2 separate regions of the Homo sapiens genome follow, and region 2 is linked to region 1. The links are chromatin loops, found by intact Hi-C in ENCODE. Cell type or tissue: dorsolateral prefrontal cortex. All regions are shown on one strand. Each heading gives the region's core, and the rest is flanking DNA. Links, peaks and the distances in the headings are about the cores only.

What was found. A loop is a pair of places that touch in the nucleus more often than their neighbours do. Peaks named below come from ENCODE experiments on the same cell type or tissue, not always from the same donor. Only the 100,000 strongest peaks of a DNase experiment are listed, where the experiment ranks them.
Region 2: a loop joins it to region 1, with 16 times the contacts of the local background. A loop is called at or near these places in 7 of 110 quality-filtered maps.

Annotation. Positions count from the first base shown.
Region 1 is chr1:5,633,209-5,641,742 of GRCh38, reverse strand. No RefSeq gene overlaps it. Among named protein-coding and RNA genes, the nearest start is that of MIR4689, 230 kb to the left of the region's middle. In dorsolateral prefrontal cortex, for the core only: a CTCF peak has its summit at 4,358 (motif pointing left); a DNase peak (open chromatin) is centred at 4,392; H3K27me3 peaks cover 1,412 bases.
Region 2 is chr1:5,968,948-5,977,481 of GRCh38, reverse strand. NPHP4 (nephrocystin 4) reads left to right here. Exons shown (of 30, transcript NM_015102.5): 4 at 8,223-8,395. Among named protein-coding and RNA genes, the nearest start is that of NPHP4, 19 kb to the left of the region's middle. RefSeq lists an enhancer at 5,366-5,865. In dorsolateral prefrontal cortex, for the core only: CTCF peaks have their summits at 2,122 (motif pointing right), 3,329 and 3,530 (motif pointing right); DNase peaks (open chromatin) are centred at 2,131 and 3,541; H3K27ac peaks cover 2,891 bases.

The sequences.
Region 1 (8,534 bases), core at 328-8,327:
CATGCCAACGGCCTGAATGGTAATGCCTAGGTTTTCTTCTAGGGTTTTTATGGTTTTACGTCTTACGTTTAAGTCTTTAATCCATCCTGAGTTAATTTTTGTATAAGGTATAAGGAAGGGATCCAGTTTCAGCTTTCTGCATATGGCTAGCCAGTTTTCCCATCACCACTTATTAAATAGGGAATCCTCTCCCCATTGCTTGTTTTTGTCAGGTTTGTCAAAGATCAGATGGTTGTAGATGTGTGGCGTTATTTCTGAGGCCTCTGTGATGAGCACTTTTTCGATCCATCAGATTGACAAAGACAGTAAGAAAATAATTCTTCTTCTGGTGGGAATGTAAATTGGAATAACTTTTTTGGGGGGGAGGACAATTTTCTGAGATCTGTCCAAATGTAAGAATGCACACACCCTTTGTTTAAGCAAGTCTGCATCTAGCAGCTGATCATACAGATGATTTGTGCGTGCTCACAGAGACAGGCACACCTGCTGGAGCACCTGCGGGAGCATCGCTCAGGGTAGCAGAACATAGAAAGATCCAAATGTCCACCAGTGGCAGTGATATGGTTTGCATCTGAGTCCCCACCCAATCTCATGTGGAATTGTAATCCCCAATGTTGGATAAGTGGCATGGTGGGAGGTGATCGGATCATGGGGGCAGTTTCTGATGGTTTAATCTCCCCCTAGTGACGTGTTGTGGTAGAGTTCTCATGAGAGATGGTGGTTTACAAGTGTGCAGCACCTCCTTGCCCCGTCTTCCTCCTGCTTCAGCCATGTGAGACCTGTCTGCTTCCCCTTTGCCTTCCGCCATGATTGACAGTTTCTTGAGGCCTCCCCAGCCATGCTTCCTGTACAGCCTGTGGAACTGTGAGCCAATTAAACCTCTTTTCTTTATAAATGACCCAGTCTCAGGAGGCATTTCTTTTATTATTTATTTATTTATTTTGAGATGGAGTCTTGCTCTGTCCTCAAGGCTGGAGTGCAGTGGAGTGATCTCGGCTCACTGCAACCTCCGCCTCCTGGGTTCTAGTGATTCTCTTGCCTCGGCCTCCTGAGTAGCTGGGCCACCACGCCCAGCTAATTTTTGTATTTTCAGTAGAGACGGGGTTTCCCCATGTTTACCAGGCTGGTCTCGAACTCCTGACCTCAGGAGATCTGCCCTCCTTGGCCTCCCAAATTGCTGGGATTACAGGCATGAGCCACCGCGCCTGGTCACAGGAAGCATTTCTTTATAGCAGTGTGAGAACGGATGAATACAAGAGGGCTGGATCCATCCATTACCTGACATTCTTGTGGTGGTTCACTCTGCCGCCTGCAAAGACAGGCAGCTCCAGACACATGGATCCAGTACAGTCTTCACAGATGCTGTGTCCTGTGGCAGGCCCCTTTTGTGTTAAAGAGGGACACACACATAGGCATACAGGCTTACAGAGGCACAGTCTGTCTCTAGAATAACACACAAGGAGCTCCCTCTTCATATTTCCCTTCAGTTCCATTGCCACGTGTCCCTTATGCATGCATGGCCCATTCAAAGTAGACAATAAGAGCAACACACCCATCCATGCTTCTTTGTGAGAAACAGAAAGATAATTCCCTCCCTCATTCCAAATATTTTGAAATGCTTTTGAGGTTGAAGCTCACCCCTCATTAGTCTTAGCAGCAGAAATCATGTGGTATGCCTTCTGCTCTGTGGTGGGTAATATAGATTGATTTCCTTTACATTAATTTAAAATGGCTCCCATGTCAAGGATACTGATCCTCCAGGGTAAGCTTCATGAGGACAGGGACTTTTCTTTTCGTTTTTGAACCAGAGTCTCTTGTTCTGTCTCCCAGGCTGGAATGCAGTGGCACAATCTTAGCTCACTGCAACCTCTGCCTCCCAGGTTCAAGTGATTCTTGTGCCTCAGCCTCCCAAGTAGCTGGGATTACAGGTGCATGCCACCATGCCGGCTAATTTTTAGTAGAGACGAGGTTTCTCCATGTTGACCAGGCTGGTCTCAAACTCCTGGCCTCAAGTGATCCGCCAGCCTCGGCCTCCCAAAGTATTGGGATTACAGGCATGAGCCACTGTGCCTGGCTGGCTTTGCTTTGTTCACTGTTCCATCTGCAGCACCCAAAGGCATGCCCAGCACATAGTAGGTGCTCAAACACTCTGTAGAGTCAATCATGTACGCCCCTGAGCAATGCCATCTTGTCCCTACCTCCCCTCCCCGTCCTGATTGAGGGTCACACAACTTCCCCATGACCTGAGACCCCTGCCTGGGCTGGTCTTGGGAGCAGAGTCTACTGCCCTGAAGCCATGAGACACTGGTTCCTGGCTAAGAATAAGAGAAATCTGCTTGGAAACAGAGCCACTGTAGCCAAAGACAGCATGGTCACGAGCCTGGCCATGTGTTTCACTAAGCTTTGGGAGGTGAAATGTAACAGCCAACTCCTTCTGATTTGAAATATTTAAATGAGCCTGGAGAAATTGTGTTACACATTGGAAACCTTTGAGCTGTGTGCTTTATGAATCCTGTGACAACAGTGATGAGAAGCTCACCCAGAAAGCAGATGGGGCCCGTGGAGCAGGACTTCCCAGCTCACCAAGGACAGTGCAGCCAAGGCTCCCAGGCTTGTGTTCCAGAAGAGCTGCTGCAGGAGAGGGTGGCCCGAAGTCAGTGCTCCTATAGTCCCCGCTCTGGTAGCCTCCTTCTTCTGCTTTCCACAAGAGTAGTGGTGACTTTCTGGCATTTCTCTGATCAGGTCCCGAAGTTAGATAATATTTGGAGAGCCTTGCATGGCCAGCAAAACATGTTTTTAATATTGACCTTCACCCTACAAATTAAAAACTGTTGCCCCTTTCACATTGACCCACCCACCTGGTAGAAGGTAGAAAGGTTCATCTCTGAAATCGCCCTGAGACCCAGGAGGTGCTGGGGGTGGGGAAGCCATCTTCTGATTGGAGAGACCAGCTGTCAGTCATTTTGTGCTGGACACAGGTTCTCAGGGCTCCTGGTTTCTCTAAGAATGGACAAGGACAGCACTCACCCTGTTGCCAGCCTCCTTCCATGCAGCTCCAACTGCAGCCGTAAGTGAACAGTATTTCTCAAAGTTGTTTACAGCTTTGGAAAACATAAACGCCTCATTACCTGTGTGGAGCATCCTCCTGAGAGACCCTCTCCTGGTGCCAGGCCCCTGGGGAAAATCCCGCTATCTTTTGTTTCTGTACAAGCTAACGGGACTTTGTTGAGCCTTACTTTCCCTAATTTACTATAAGGAATAAAAAAATGGACTTTCCCATAACACAAGATCTTCCTATTGACCAAGCTGAATAAACTCCATGTGCCCCACCCATCTTCCATCAGCTGAGAGTCAGGTCTGTTTCCTTAATGGAATCCCCCTCTAAGTCACGGCCTCTGACACAATCACAGCTCAGCTGTGCTTCTTACTGGCAGGACTTTTCCCAAATCACGTGGGTATTTGTGCTGGTTTCCTGCCCTCTGCTGTGGGGTCTGTGATGTCTGAGGCCTTGTCTCTTGTGTCCATCGGGAGACCCTGTATGCCTGGCACATGGCAACACATGAGCACAAGGGCAGGGACTGTATGCGTCCTGCTTACCGGAGCACCTGAACATAGGAAACACCAATACCTGTGGGCCAAATGCACCTGTTGTATTCATTTCTTAGGGCTGTCCTAACAAATAACCATAAACTGGGGGGCTTAAAACAGCAGAAATTATTGTCTCACAGTTCTGGAGGCCAGAAGTCAAAAATCAGAGTATCTGCACAGCTGTGCTGCTTCTGCAGGCTCTAGGGCAGCGGTCCCCAACCCCTAGGCCATGGACAGGTATCATCAGTCCATGGGCTGTTAGGAACTGGGCTGCGCAGCAGGAGGGGAGTAGTGGGTGAGCAAGCAAAGTTTCATCTTATTTACAGCTGCTCCCCATGGCTCACATTACCAGCCTGAGCTCTACCTCCTGTCAGATCAGCAGTGGCATTAGATTCTTATAGGAGCAAGAACCCTACTGTGAAGTGTGCATATGAGGGATCTAGGTTACACCTCTCTTTATGAGAATGTAATGCCTGATGATCTGTCACTGTCTCCCATCAGCCCCAGATGGGACTGTCTAGTTGCAGGAAAGCAAACTCAAGGCTCCCACTGATTGTACACTATGCTGAGTTATAGAATTACTTCATTATGTATTAGAAAGTAAGAATAATAGAAATAAAGTGCACAATAAATGTAATGTGCTTGAATCATCTCAAAATCAACCCCTCCTCACCTCTCTGTGGAAAAACTGTCTTTCTCAAAACCAGTCCCTAGTGCCCAAAAGATTGAGGACTGCTGCTCCAGGAGAAGATCCTTTCTTGCCTCTGCCACTTCTGCCATCTGCTGGCAGCCCCTGGCATACCTTGGCTTGTGGCCACATCTCTCCAATCTCTGCTGCTTTCTCTGCATGGCTTTCTCCCCTCCGTGTCTCTACGCCTATGTCCAAATTTTTCTTTTCTTATAAGGACCACAGTCATTGGATTATGGCCCACCCCACTGTAATGTGACCTCATCTTCATTTGATTACATTTGTCAGGGCCCTATTTCTTAATAAGATTAGATTCACAGCTACCAGGAGTCAGGACTTGAACGCATCATTTGGGGGACCCAACGTAACCCACAACACTGATGGATGCAAAATTAGGAATAAGAGAGGGGCCCAGCTTCGCATCAGGGATCTGCAGTTTTGAACCAAAAGGATGAATGTGAAGCAGCACCACACATATGGTTTACATACAGTATTCCTGTTCTCATGCACTATTTCATGAGATGATGAGACTCACGAGATGGTGTGATAAAAATAATAATAGCCAATATTTGCTGAATGCTGGATCCATGTCGGGTCTGAACTCAATGTTTTATGGGGATCATCTCATTTATTCTCCATTGTTGCCCTACAATGGGGTCATTCCCCTCTCCCCTTCCTTATTCACAAACATCCAGTGAGCTCTTCTTTACTGCGCCGGGCAGTGGATGGGGCACAAACACTGACATCTTCATTTCTAAAGCTGAGAGTCCAAGGAAACAATTTTGGTTAAATCTTCCCTTTCTCCACATCCCTTGCTAGCACTCAAATCATAGTCACTTTCCTCCCCAATGTGCTGCCTCCTCATAAATTTTGTAATCCTCAAATTACATTTCTGTCATCTGCCCATTCGTTTTATTACCTGCCGATAAAGAAAAGGTCAAAGTCAGTAATTCCAGATTTCAGAAGTGTTTAATCATCGCTGATAAATAGAAACCCTTTCTCCAAAAAGGCAAAATGATAACATTAAAATTTTAAAAAATTTGTTGTCAGAATATTTTTAAGAGGACAGTAACCTTTCCATCTGACCTGCTCTTTGGTGAACAAATCAAACGACACAATTATGTCTTCCCTGAACTTCAGTGGCTTTGAGTCTGAATGCGTTAGATTGGGCTTAGCATAAAGAATAGCTTTATAATGCTTAGTGTCCCCGGGATGGAGTGAGTGTCACAGGAAGGCAGCAAATCCCTCCTGCAGAGATTGGAGATTCCCACATAGCGAAGATCAAGTTCTTGGGAATTCTTGTGAAGGGTCCGGGGGAGGGGAGATGTGGAGGGTAGGGGGACAGCCTCAATGTCCACTTAATATCCACAGGGGTCATTTTAGTCCCAATGTTCTGTGAATTCATTCACTAATTGGTTGACTCATTAATGCTTTCATCCATTCAACAACTAGTTTTCTGAATGTTGTGAATATCCGACGAGGGGCTGGGTGACAAGAGTGCAAACACAAACAGAACGTGGTCTCAGCACTCACGAAGCTTCAGGTGTCAGGTGCCATTGTCGGGGCTGGGCAGAGAGCTGTGGGCTGCAGATCAGAGATCGCCCCTGACCTCCTCTAGGGGTGGAACTTAGGGGAACCCTCACTGATGTTTTTGGCACTTTGGGTCTAGCTCTTTCTCAGCTCTGGCATCTGCAGCTAGAGTCAAAGAGGCCACCCTAGAAATGACCATCAGGACCAGATCTGTTCCCTCCCACCAGGAGTGAGGAAATCCCAATAGCCAGCCCCTGCCCACTGATGGAGCCCCCACTGCACTGCCTCACCCTGGAGACTGGCGTTTTTTTCTGGCAAGCTTTGGTGCATTTTAGGGTCCCGGGCTGGATGGTGTCTCTAAGGGTAGCCTCTGCTTGCCTGGCCCAGCTGGGATCTCAGGGGGCATTTGAGGCCCAGAAAAGGCCAGTGGTCTTTGTACCTTTTGGAAACCATTATCAGAAAGAACCACTGAGGTGGGAGAGCTGAAAGCTGCTGTTGCCATGGACACGATGGCCACGGAGATCTGAAAACCATCAACTGGTTTGAGAGCCACAGGGAAAAGCCATGTACCCCAGTCTCTGGGTGCTGGAGAAAGCCCAGGCCATAGTGGGACAGGAATCAGGGTAGTAGGCAGGCTGGAGAAGGAGGAAAAGGGGGGGAACGGAACTGAGAGGGTCAGGCCATGTCTAGGGATTCTGGTCCAGGACCCTGATAAGAGGGCTATGTCCCCTTACAGATGACCTGGGTAAAGGCCCGGAGGGGTGATGTTTGTCTGGGGGTTCCAACACTATGGTCCAAGTGGTGCTGCTTTGATGGGACCCCCACCTAGAGCAGCTCTGAAGACATTCCCCAGGGGCTGCTTGATTGGGAATGTGGAGATGGGCAGTTATTAGGAACAGAGCACAGGCTGTCTGCAGGGCTCTGCACTTCTTCCTCCTCATCACTCTTCGGAAGCCCAGAGGCCCCCAGAGGGATGGGTTACTTGGAAGTCATCGTAATGTTCTGTACCTGAGAGTTAGTTGGCCCTAGGAAATTGTCCCCCAATCATGAAATGTCCCTCTTGTCGTATCCTGTATGGGGGTGGGATGAGGTGGAGTGGATGGGCCTTGGGGGGCTGCTCTGAGGTCAGGGAGTCCAGTATCCACCCTCACCTTGCCTCACACTACGCACCAGCCTTGGGAGGAACCTGGCTTGTCATTCACAGTGTTACCTTCAGATTGTCCATGTCTAAGTAGAGGATCATTCATTCAACAAACATGGTGGGCCCTGCCCTGCGGAAGCGCCACATGAGTGCTGGCCATGTGGTATGAGTAGGCAGGTGAGCGGGTCCTCAAGGGCATCTGAGTGAACAAACACACAAAGTACAGCCAGATGTCTCAGGAGGAGTCTTAGAGTGATGAAACCATCTGTAGCTGCACTGGGACAGTTCTAGCAGTCTACACATATGATGAAATTGTATAGAAATACAAACATGAACACACAGACACATGTGAACATGCATGGAGACACATGCAGGTACATGCATGTACACACAGAGACACACGTAGACACAAAGAGACACATATGTAAAGACGGACACATACACATTCAGACATACACACATAGATAAAAACATGCACACACACACATATACACACACAGAGATACACATAGAGGCACACATGTACAAACACAGAGATATGCATGTGTGTGCATACACACAAATACACATAGACACATAAGCACATATACACAGACATGCTGACACAGATATACACATGTGTACACAGACACAGAGACGTACACACACATAGACACACATGTCCACACACATGAATAAATATACACATAGACATGTGCACGCAAGCACATACAGGCACACACATGCACACACATGCACACACATGCACACACAGAGACACATACAGACACACTGGTACACAAATGAATACAGATATACACATAGCTGCACACAAGCACACACAGACACACACATGCAAACACAGAAACAAATAAAGACTCACATGTACACACATGAATACAGATATACACATAGACATCTGCACACAAGCACACACAGACACACACATGCAAACACAGAAACAAATACAGACCCACATGTACACACATGAATACAGATATACACATAGACATCTGCACACAAGCACACACAGACACACACATGCAAACACAGAAACAAATACAGACCCACATGTACACACATGAATACAGATATACACATAGACATCTGCACACAAGTACACACAGACATACACATGCAAACACAGAGACACAGACACACATGTACACACATGACTACAGATACATAGACATGTGTGCACAAGCACATACAGACACACACATGCACACAGACACAGACACACACCTGCACACACATATGCATGTGTGCACATGTGCACATAGACACACATGCACACACAAGAGTGTATGGAGAAAATGGTGAGATCTTCGTAAGGGTCTGCAGATGGCACCTGTGTTAGTTTCCTGTGCTGAGCTTTGGATTATAATGATCAACAGTGAAACCGCTGGAAAAGCTGGGGGAAGGGGACTTGGAACCTCTCTGCTATTTTGGCAACTTCCCATGAGCCGACCCTTTTTTCAAATGTAAAAGTAATTTAATAGTTTACCATTTAATATATCTGGGGACACAAGACATTAGTATTAATTGAATTTAATTGCTATTAAAATAAGTTAAATTTAATATAGTAATAAATGAATATAAACATAA
Region 2 (8,534 bases), core at 81-8,080, 340 kb before region 1:
GAGAACGTGGAGACCAATAGGAGAACGTGGAGACCTGCTTTAGGTGGGTGACGAGGGAGGCCTCTCTGCGAAGCTGCTGATTAAGCTGGGACTTACAGGATGAGAAAGAAACTGACTCCGTGACAAGCAGGGACGAGGCTGCTTCAAGCAGAGCAGGGAGACCCAGGGGTGTTAGGACGAGAGGAGAGCCCAGGTTTGCTGACGGGTGGGGTTGGCAGGGTGGCCCCGTCGTGCCTTCTGGCTGGGTCCTACAGGGTCTTCTTAGGGACGCTGACGTTTGACTCTTAACAGCCGGCGATGTCATGGAGGCCTTTCCCATGCCTGGCTGCTGCTTCACAGCTGAACTCGAGTGGGGGGAGTTTGAGAGGGATGGTGTCTGAGCACGACGGGTGTGCAGCAGGGACAGTGTGGAGGCAACAGAGGTGATGAGAGGGTCTCAGCTGTCTTGGTTTGATCTTAGGTATATAGAAGGAGGCCCCAAGAGGCCTGGTATTGGGACAGTTTGTATGATGAGTAACAGTGGCGGTGACAGTGGCCGTCCTTTGAGACGTTACTCTAGGTAACCACTGCCCAGGTGTGCCTTTCCCATGGGGGCCTGCTCTGGCCAGTCAGCACCCCCACCTAGGGCCACGAGCTCGTTGCTCTCCGTACCCCACCATCACCCAGCGCTTGGATTATGTGTGTCTTGACATGGATGGGTCCTGACTCTTGCCCTTCCTCCCATGGGTAGTAGAGGGAGAGAATGACCCCAGAGGTCACGAAGCTTCAATAAAAAGCCTTGCTAGAGTGTATGTCTGGACAGCTAAGGATGTGTCTGACATTAAGGTTGTCAAACAGCTAATGCAAATACCTCTCAGAGGTCTCTCTGGCCAGCCGTGTCAGGAAAGGTTTCATGAGTGTGACTGCGGATGAACCCTTAGAGTGCTGTTTCAGCGCGGGCAGGGGGTCCCCTCGGGCCTGCGCTGTGGCAGGAGGCTCGCCATGAGTTCCCGGTGCTGGCAATGCCAGACCAACTGCTGGGGATAGAGCTGTTTAGCTTTAGCTTTCTCAGATGTGCACAGTGAGCCCCCCGAAACCTGGTGTTGTGACAGCCATGCGGCGGGTGGTGAAGTTAGCCATCCTTCACCGGGAGGCGCTTCCCGTGGCCAGGCATCGGCTCAGAAGCATGCCGTCATTTCATGCCTGTCATCCTCCTGTGGAGGTCAGTATCCTGTGTACCCATTTTAAAGAGGAGGACACTGAGGTGCATGGAGATGGAATAACTCCACCAGCTTATTCCCATGTGGCGGGTGGGGGTGGGAGCGACGGCCCTGTGCATCTGACGGCTCCACCTGCTGTGGCCTCCGTGACCTCCTGCTTCTGAGGAGCCCTGCATTTTGTTCTGAAGTGTTCTGTAGAATGCTGAGGGATGGAGTATGCTCTGAAACCAGGGATGCCTTGCAGTCACCGAGGTGCTGGGGCCAGTTCCCTCCTCCTCCCTCAACCCCTCTGACTTCAGCTCTCCCTTTAGAGAGGCTTCGGACCTTCCTAAGGATCCGTGCTGCGCAGGCCAGAAGCGGGGGCTTCCATCTCCCTACTCTCTGGGCTGTAGAATCCTGATCCCTGTAGAATTCCAGTCACATGGTAGGACGATCTTTGGAATGGATGCCTCTCTCTGCCCTTCTCGGGATTATGTTCATGCACTCCGAGGGCTTCCGTTGCGGCGGAAGTTGGGCAGCACTTGCATTTCACCACATCCTGGCAGCTGCGTGTCATGCTGCCTGTGCAGTTCACAATTCAGATGTGTTAGGGAGACTAGGAGCTGGTGGCTTTTCGGAGTCTGGAATACCTGTGCTGGTGGCTCCAAGGGCAGCCGACTGTGGGAGCCACGTGGCTCAGCCTTGGCCTGTCATCTGGGTGCGTCTCCTGTTGAGGCTGGGGATGGGCCCGGGGGACTAGTGGAACATAGTCCTTAAAACCTCTGGAAAAATCTGCACCCTTGGACTTGGAATCGCTGAAGAAGGGAATGCAGCAAGGACAGTGTGGTGTGGCCAGGGCACTTTCAGCTGTGAGGGTGATGCTGAAGCCCCCGTGCTATTCATGGAGCCTGCTGTCTGCAGCTGCTATGCCCCGTGTGGGCAGCAGAGGCCAGTGGTGCCCCAGGAATGAATCCCTCCTGCCAAGCTGTTGAGCAGCGTGTTCTGTACCAGGCAGTTTCCTCCATGTGCTTGGCATTCTCATACAGAGCAAAGGTTTTGTTCCAGCTTAGTTAACTAGTTATTTAACTGTGTGTGCAAACATGTGTGCACATCCATGTACACATGTATGTGCTCCCAAGTGTGGATGAAGCACCGAGTGCTCCCAGGAGTGGGCATTCTTAGGCATGAGGGTGTGGCAGCATGTTCGCACCCTGTCTGCTAATTGCTCTGTCTACACCCCTGTGGAAATAGAGGTTCGTAAAACACCCTTTGCCCTTTTTAGGGGTGATTCTGAGACTTGGCAGAGATCTTTCTCTGGCTTTACTAATTGCCTGTGTTTTTCTGGTCTTTGCCTATCAGCATTGGTTTGGGGGGATCTGCTTTGGGGTTGGTGAGCTGCCGGTAGCAGGGGACCGCATTTGGAGCGCCCGTGGCTGTCCAGCCCCCACGTGGTAGCGCATGGACCCTGCATGCTCAGGTTTTGTGGAGTGCCCATGTCACACATGACCCCGAGAGAGGGGGCTGTGGCATGATTTTGCAAACAACGATGTCCTGAAAGAGACTTGGAACACAGAAGGCTTGTCTTGATCCAGAGCTGGGTGGTTTTTTTTTTTTTTTTCTGCAAATGATGAATTATTTGCACTGGGCCCATATGCAGGAGAGCAGTCCCCAGACACGTCTCAGCTCTGAGCTCAGAATTCTGTGTTCTCTGAGACCTTTCCTGGTGGGGAGGAATTGCCTCCACTTCCTCTGAGCCAGCGAATCATTCATTCAACTTCTAAAAAAGTGTCTTTTAAAAAATAATGCTGGAGGCCACGGTCCTGTGCAGTTTCTCAGTTTTCTTTTTGAGGTGGACATACTTTTCCCTTGGATTCTTTCCTTAATGACTGTGTGTGGCCGGTGTAGTGTGACTGGCTTCTTTTCCCTCCTTTATTTATTTGGGGGGAGTTACTGGGCAGGAATCCTCGTGATTCTCCAGCAACAGCTTAAACCCCCATCAAGGGAATCTTTCCTCCCAGAGCGCACCAGCCCCAGTGTCGCCAAAGCAGCGGGGCAGTCACCTGCCCTGGTAGAGGGATGCAGGTGATTGGGTTGTGTCTCTTCCCGTCATCACAGCCATGAGAAAGCCCCTCTTGAGCGGCTCTTACTCGTCAGAGCAATGAGCGTGCTATAATTTCCCATTGAAAAGTGGATGCTGTCAAGGAGTATCAGCATAACCCACGTGAAACTCCTGCGAGCCCTTCCAGGGCCTGGATTCTTGGGCCTGGCTCTGGAGCTTGCAGGAAGCCCTGGCTGCAGAGCCCGATGGCTGCTCCTGTGCTCTTGCTGTTGCTCGGCAGAGGGCAGGCATGTCCTGAACATCATCACAACAAAAGCAAGAAGCTGGCTTCGTGTCCCAGCGAGCTGCTTCCACAGAGGGAGGCTCTATGGCTCTAGGAGGCCAACTCGGGCCCTGTGTGCCTGTCTGTTTGCAGCTGGGGAGGGCTGATTTCCTCTCTGGCACAATGGAAACCACTGCCGTAGTCTTGGAACCTGAAATGAGAGGATGAAAGAAAATGGTTTTCAGAAGGAGAAATGATTGGTCTCTGTGACGTTTCCAGTGTTTAATTGTACAGTGATTGAACTGTCAGTCATCTGGGGACAATGGAAAGCTGTAAGTTTGTCAATTTTGTTGTTGTGTGTTCACAGCAGCATAGTGTGGGATCTTTCTTTTCTAAGAGATGGGGTCTCACTATGTTGCCCAGGCTGGAGTGCAATGGTGCGATCATAGCTCATTGCAGCCTTGGACTCCTGGGCTCAAGTGATCCTCCCTCCTCAGCCTCCCAAGTAGCTGGGACTACAGGCATGCATCACCAGACCCAGCTAAATGTTTTTATTTTGGTAGAGCTGGGGTTAGATATTTCTTGCTTTGGGTTATAATCATGTCTGCTCACTTACTTTTCTAAGTAAGCCAAGGAGTTGCTCTTTAGGCCAGAGGGAGAACTGGCTTTCGCCATGGGCGTCGGAGTTGAGGTAGGATGGGCTAGTGTCCTACTCCATCACTGATCCCAGTGGGACTTCAGACAAGTGCTTTAAACTCCTTGATCCTAGAGGGTGAGGGATAAAAGACTACAAATTGAGGCCGGGTGCAGTGGCTCATGCCTGTAATCCCAGCACTTTGGGAGGCCCAGGTGGATGGATCACTTGAGATCAGGAATTTGAGACCAGCCTGGCCAACATGGTGAAACCCTGTCTCTACTAAAAATTTAAAGATTAGCTGGGCGTGGTGGCACACACGCGTAATCCCAGCTACTTGGGAGGCTGAGGCTAGAGAATCACCTGAGCTCGGCGGGTGGAGGTTGCAGTGAGCTGAGATTCACGCCACTGCACTCCAGCCTGGGTGATAGAGCAAGACTCTGTCAAAAAAAAGAAAAACCAAACAAAAAAAAACCCTACAAATTAGGTTCAGTGGATACTGCTCGGGTGATGGGTGCACCGTAATCTCACAGATCACCACTAAAGAGCTTCCTCATGTAACCAAATACCACCTGTTCCCCAAAAACCTATGAAAAAAAAGAAAGAAAGAAATTAAATTAATTTGCAAGAAAAAAATAAGCTCCTCCTGACTTGATTCATTTGCTCATGAGAGATAAAGAGTGTGCATCCCCTAAGTGCTGCTGGAGTATTTAGTCATGTGCTTTTCCATAAGCAGGGACCCAGTGGGCAGTAGTTTTTATTCAAGAAATGTTGGTTAAGGGTCTTCTGTGTGCCAGGCTGTGTTTAGGAGCTGGAAGTGCAGAGATGGATAAGATGTTGTATTATCCTTTCAGCCAGGATTAAAGTTTACATTTTTACTCCAAATGAGAGTTTCTCAACCTTGGCACTGCTGACATTGTGGGCTGGATAATTCGTGGGGCAGGGGGCTGTCCCTGTCCCTGTCATGATGCTTTGCTGTGGAAATCTGGGCTCCCCCGATCCCTGCTGTCTTTGAGGGGTAGTGTCTGGGAAGCCCTCCGAACCCGCAGTGTGAGTCTGAGCCAGAGGGTAGGAACTGCATGAAGTCTCTGCATTGTTTGCCTGGCTGAAGATATCCTGTTAAAGGCTTATTAAAACAGTTCTTTGGAAGGGACTCATTCTGTTCCTGCTCAGCTCCTCTCTGGCCTTGCTGCCCAGCGTTGTCTGAGGAGCCCATGTCATGCAGGTGCCAGGTCATGTGGCCGTGCCATGGGGGGTGCCCGGCTGCGGCCTCTTCATCCAGGCACATCGGCAGAGGCCCAATTCCACTTCCATCACTGCGGGTGAAAAATGGAAACTGGGCCCCGAGGCAAAATGGTGTCCGTGTTTTTGAAGATGAAGGCATTAAGACAGGAGCATTTAAATGATTTATTAATCTGTTTATGCTGTCAAGGAGGAAACTTGACCAGTGCAGATAAGTGAGCTGCGAGGCAGGGGTGACAGAGAGCCCGTCTCCCTCTGTCTCCAGTGACCTTGCCCTGCAGGCGATTTGATGGGCTTGACTTAACCTTTTAATAGTGCAGTTTCAGTTGATGTAGAGAATGTTCCTTTCCAAATGTATGGCAGTGGCGCTCGTTAAGTTTCCCTAGACTGAAGGATGTGTGTACAGGTATTCCTCAGCTGGGTGCTGCCTGGCTGAGTGAGGCGGGAATTGGGTGGTCAGGCACCGGTGACCTGGTCGAATATGACTTTGCTGGGGTGACCCGAGGGGTGCAGCCATGTGGCTCTGTTGCTCGCAGTTTTGTGCCTGCCTCATCTGTCGTTTATGAAGCCTTCGAGGCTCGAGCTTCTTGAAAGCTGACTTGTGTTTTCCAGGTTCGTTATAAATTCTTTAGCTTGGGGCTGTTCCCACACTGGAGGGTCAATAAATGATTTTTGGAAAAGAACATATGTCCTTATCAATCAGTAATTGTACTGGTACAACCATCTGAACTTTTCAAACATGCTGCACTTGGAGCGGCTGACTCTTCTGATTAAAGATGGATTCTTTAGATTCTAAGGTTGGATCAGCTGAGACAAGCAGCTCTGGGGCTCTGTTGCTGTTGTTGTTGTTTTTGGCCTCAGAGTGATTATTTTTAGTGGTAAACAGAAGGGAGAGGCATAGCCATAAACTTGTATTTGGGACATGCCCGTAGCGGCAGGTTCCACCCGGTTCAGGTAGAGTAATTTCAGGGTGACCTCTAGGCTGGCAGATTGTTGTTGCTGGGTATCAGAGTTGAAAATGTTTATTGCCAATAGAAAAAGTGAGTAGTGTTCGTAAGACTGATAAGCACAGGTATAAATAGAAAAGGTGAGTTAATGACCAACTCGACTTTGCAGTGGGGCTTTTTAAAAGCGGTTCTGGAGTCTTGGAAACAAACATAATTCTCTCTTAGTCCAACCACCTGTCAGCTGTAAGTGGTCATTATTTCATCATATTGCAATAAAAGATAATAGAATAACGATTTATATCTCATGGCTGATGTTTTAATGCATCTCTCTGTTATCCTGGGCTGACAGTCTGTGATTACAGTAAACGTTTTCTCGGTGACACCATGGTAATGACTCGTTAATAGGAGGATTATTCCAAGTTTAAGTCATAGAGCGGAAGACCAGCCTCGGCTCTCCTTACCTCTTTGTGCCTTATGGGGGCGGTCTCTGTGCTCAGCTGGTGACCTGTGCTTTGCCCCCCAGCTGGGGTGTTGGGGTATGGGCTCAGCACCACTCCTGATGCCTGGGGATGCGCATTCCCTGTTGATTAGCAAACTCAGTCAGTGTCTTCATCTCTGTCTACTGTGCTACGGCATTCCTTCTTTCTTTCTTTTTATTAGACAAAGTTGCACTCTGCTGCCCAGGCTGGAGTGCGGTGGCGTGATCTCGGCTTACTGCAACCTCTGCTTCCCAGGCTCAAGTGATCCTCCTGTCTCAGCCTCCTAAGTAGCTGGGACCACAGGTGTGCACCACCATGCCTGGCTAATTTTTGTATTTTTCATAGGGATGGTGTTTGGCTATGTTGCCAGGTGATCTTGAACTCCTGAGCTCAAGTGATCCTCCTGCCTTGACCTCCCAAAAGTGCTGGGATTACAGGTGCGAGCCACCACCCCAGGCCCCTTAATTATTTTAAATAAAAACAACTGCATTGAATTTAACGCAATAGAAAAGCAGCAGCAGAGTGAAGGTGCTTTCATTCCCAAGTGGGAGCGCCCGTATGAGATGCAGAGAGGGGTTTGAGTCTCCTGTGCTGTCTTCCCAGGCCTCCTCTCCCTGGGCCTGGCAGGAAGGCGGAGGCAGAGGCTGGCCATTTGCATGTTGGGAATGGGAAGGTGTGAGTGGAAAACCTTTTAAGATCAATTTGAATATCATCTACTTGGCTTACATCTTGAGAAATCTTTTAATAAAATGATCTCAAGGTGATTTTCGGCATAAAAAGACTTTAGTCTTTTGGGCTCTGAACCGGGGATAATTACTTAGCACCTAAAGAAATTCAAGGATTCTTCTTGTTAATAGTTTAAATACAGTTCAGATGGAACTCAAAATGGTTACGCACGAAGCAGCACTGGGAAGGTGTGATCGAAGTTGTCTGTGTTGAGTGTCAGGCGATACTAGGAGCATGAATTGATCAGCACGTGCGTGTCTTTTTAGTGGTGGATGTGTTACGTCTTGGGCTGATCTAACCATGGTCCTACCTGGTGTGTCCCCCTGCAGGGTTGGGTGCATAGCTGCTCTAGCCCCATTCTGCTCTAGTGGGCCTGGGATCTGTTGGTGTTTCTTGTGGTGGAATTCCTAGGGAATGGAAAGTTCCTGGAGCGGAAGCAGACATCTGATGCCCTGGTTGTTGGGTGCTCTGGAATAAAGAGCTCCGACACCAACATTTCAGTCTGAGGGAGTTACCTCAGTGTGCCTGCTTCCCTGGCATCCTGCAGAGATGTGGTACACCACATGAGGGCATGGTAGAGGGTTCCGGATGCTGTGGCACGTGTAGGAAGGCGGTCTCGGGGGTGGGGACAGCGCCCATGTCCTCTTTGTGTGTGTCCTGAACACTCAGACCATCCTCTGGCTTCTGTTCTGCAGCCCTTGTATTTTCACACATCCCTAAACCACCCTCATATCGTGGCTGTGGTGGAAGTGGTCGCTGAGGGCAAGAAACGGGATGGGAGCCTCCAGACATTGTCCTGTGGGTTTGGAATTCTTCGGATCTTCAGCAACCAGCCGGACTCTCCTATCTCTGCTTCCCAGGACAAAAGGTACCTGCCTTGTTTCTACAACCCTGGGGTTTTCCAGCGTCTGTCTTTTTTTTTTTTTTTGAGACAGATTCTCACTCTGTCAACCAGGCTAGAGTGCAGTGGTGTAATGTCGGCTCACTGCAACCTCCGCTTCCTGGGT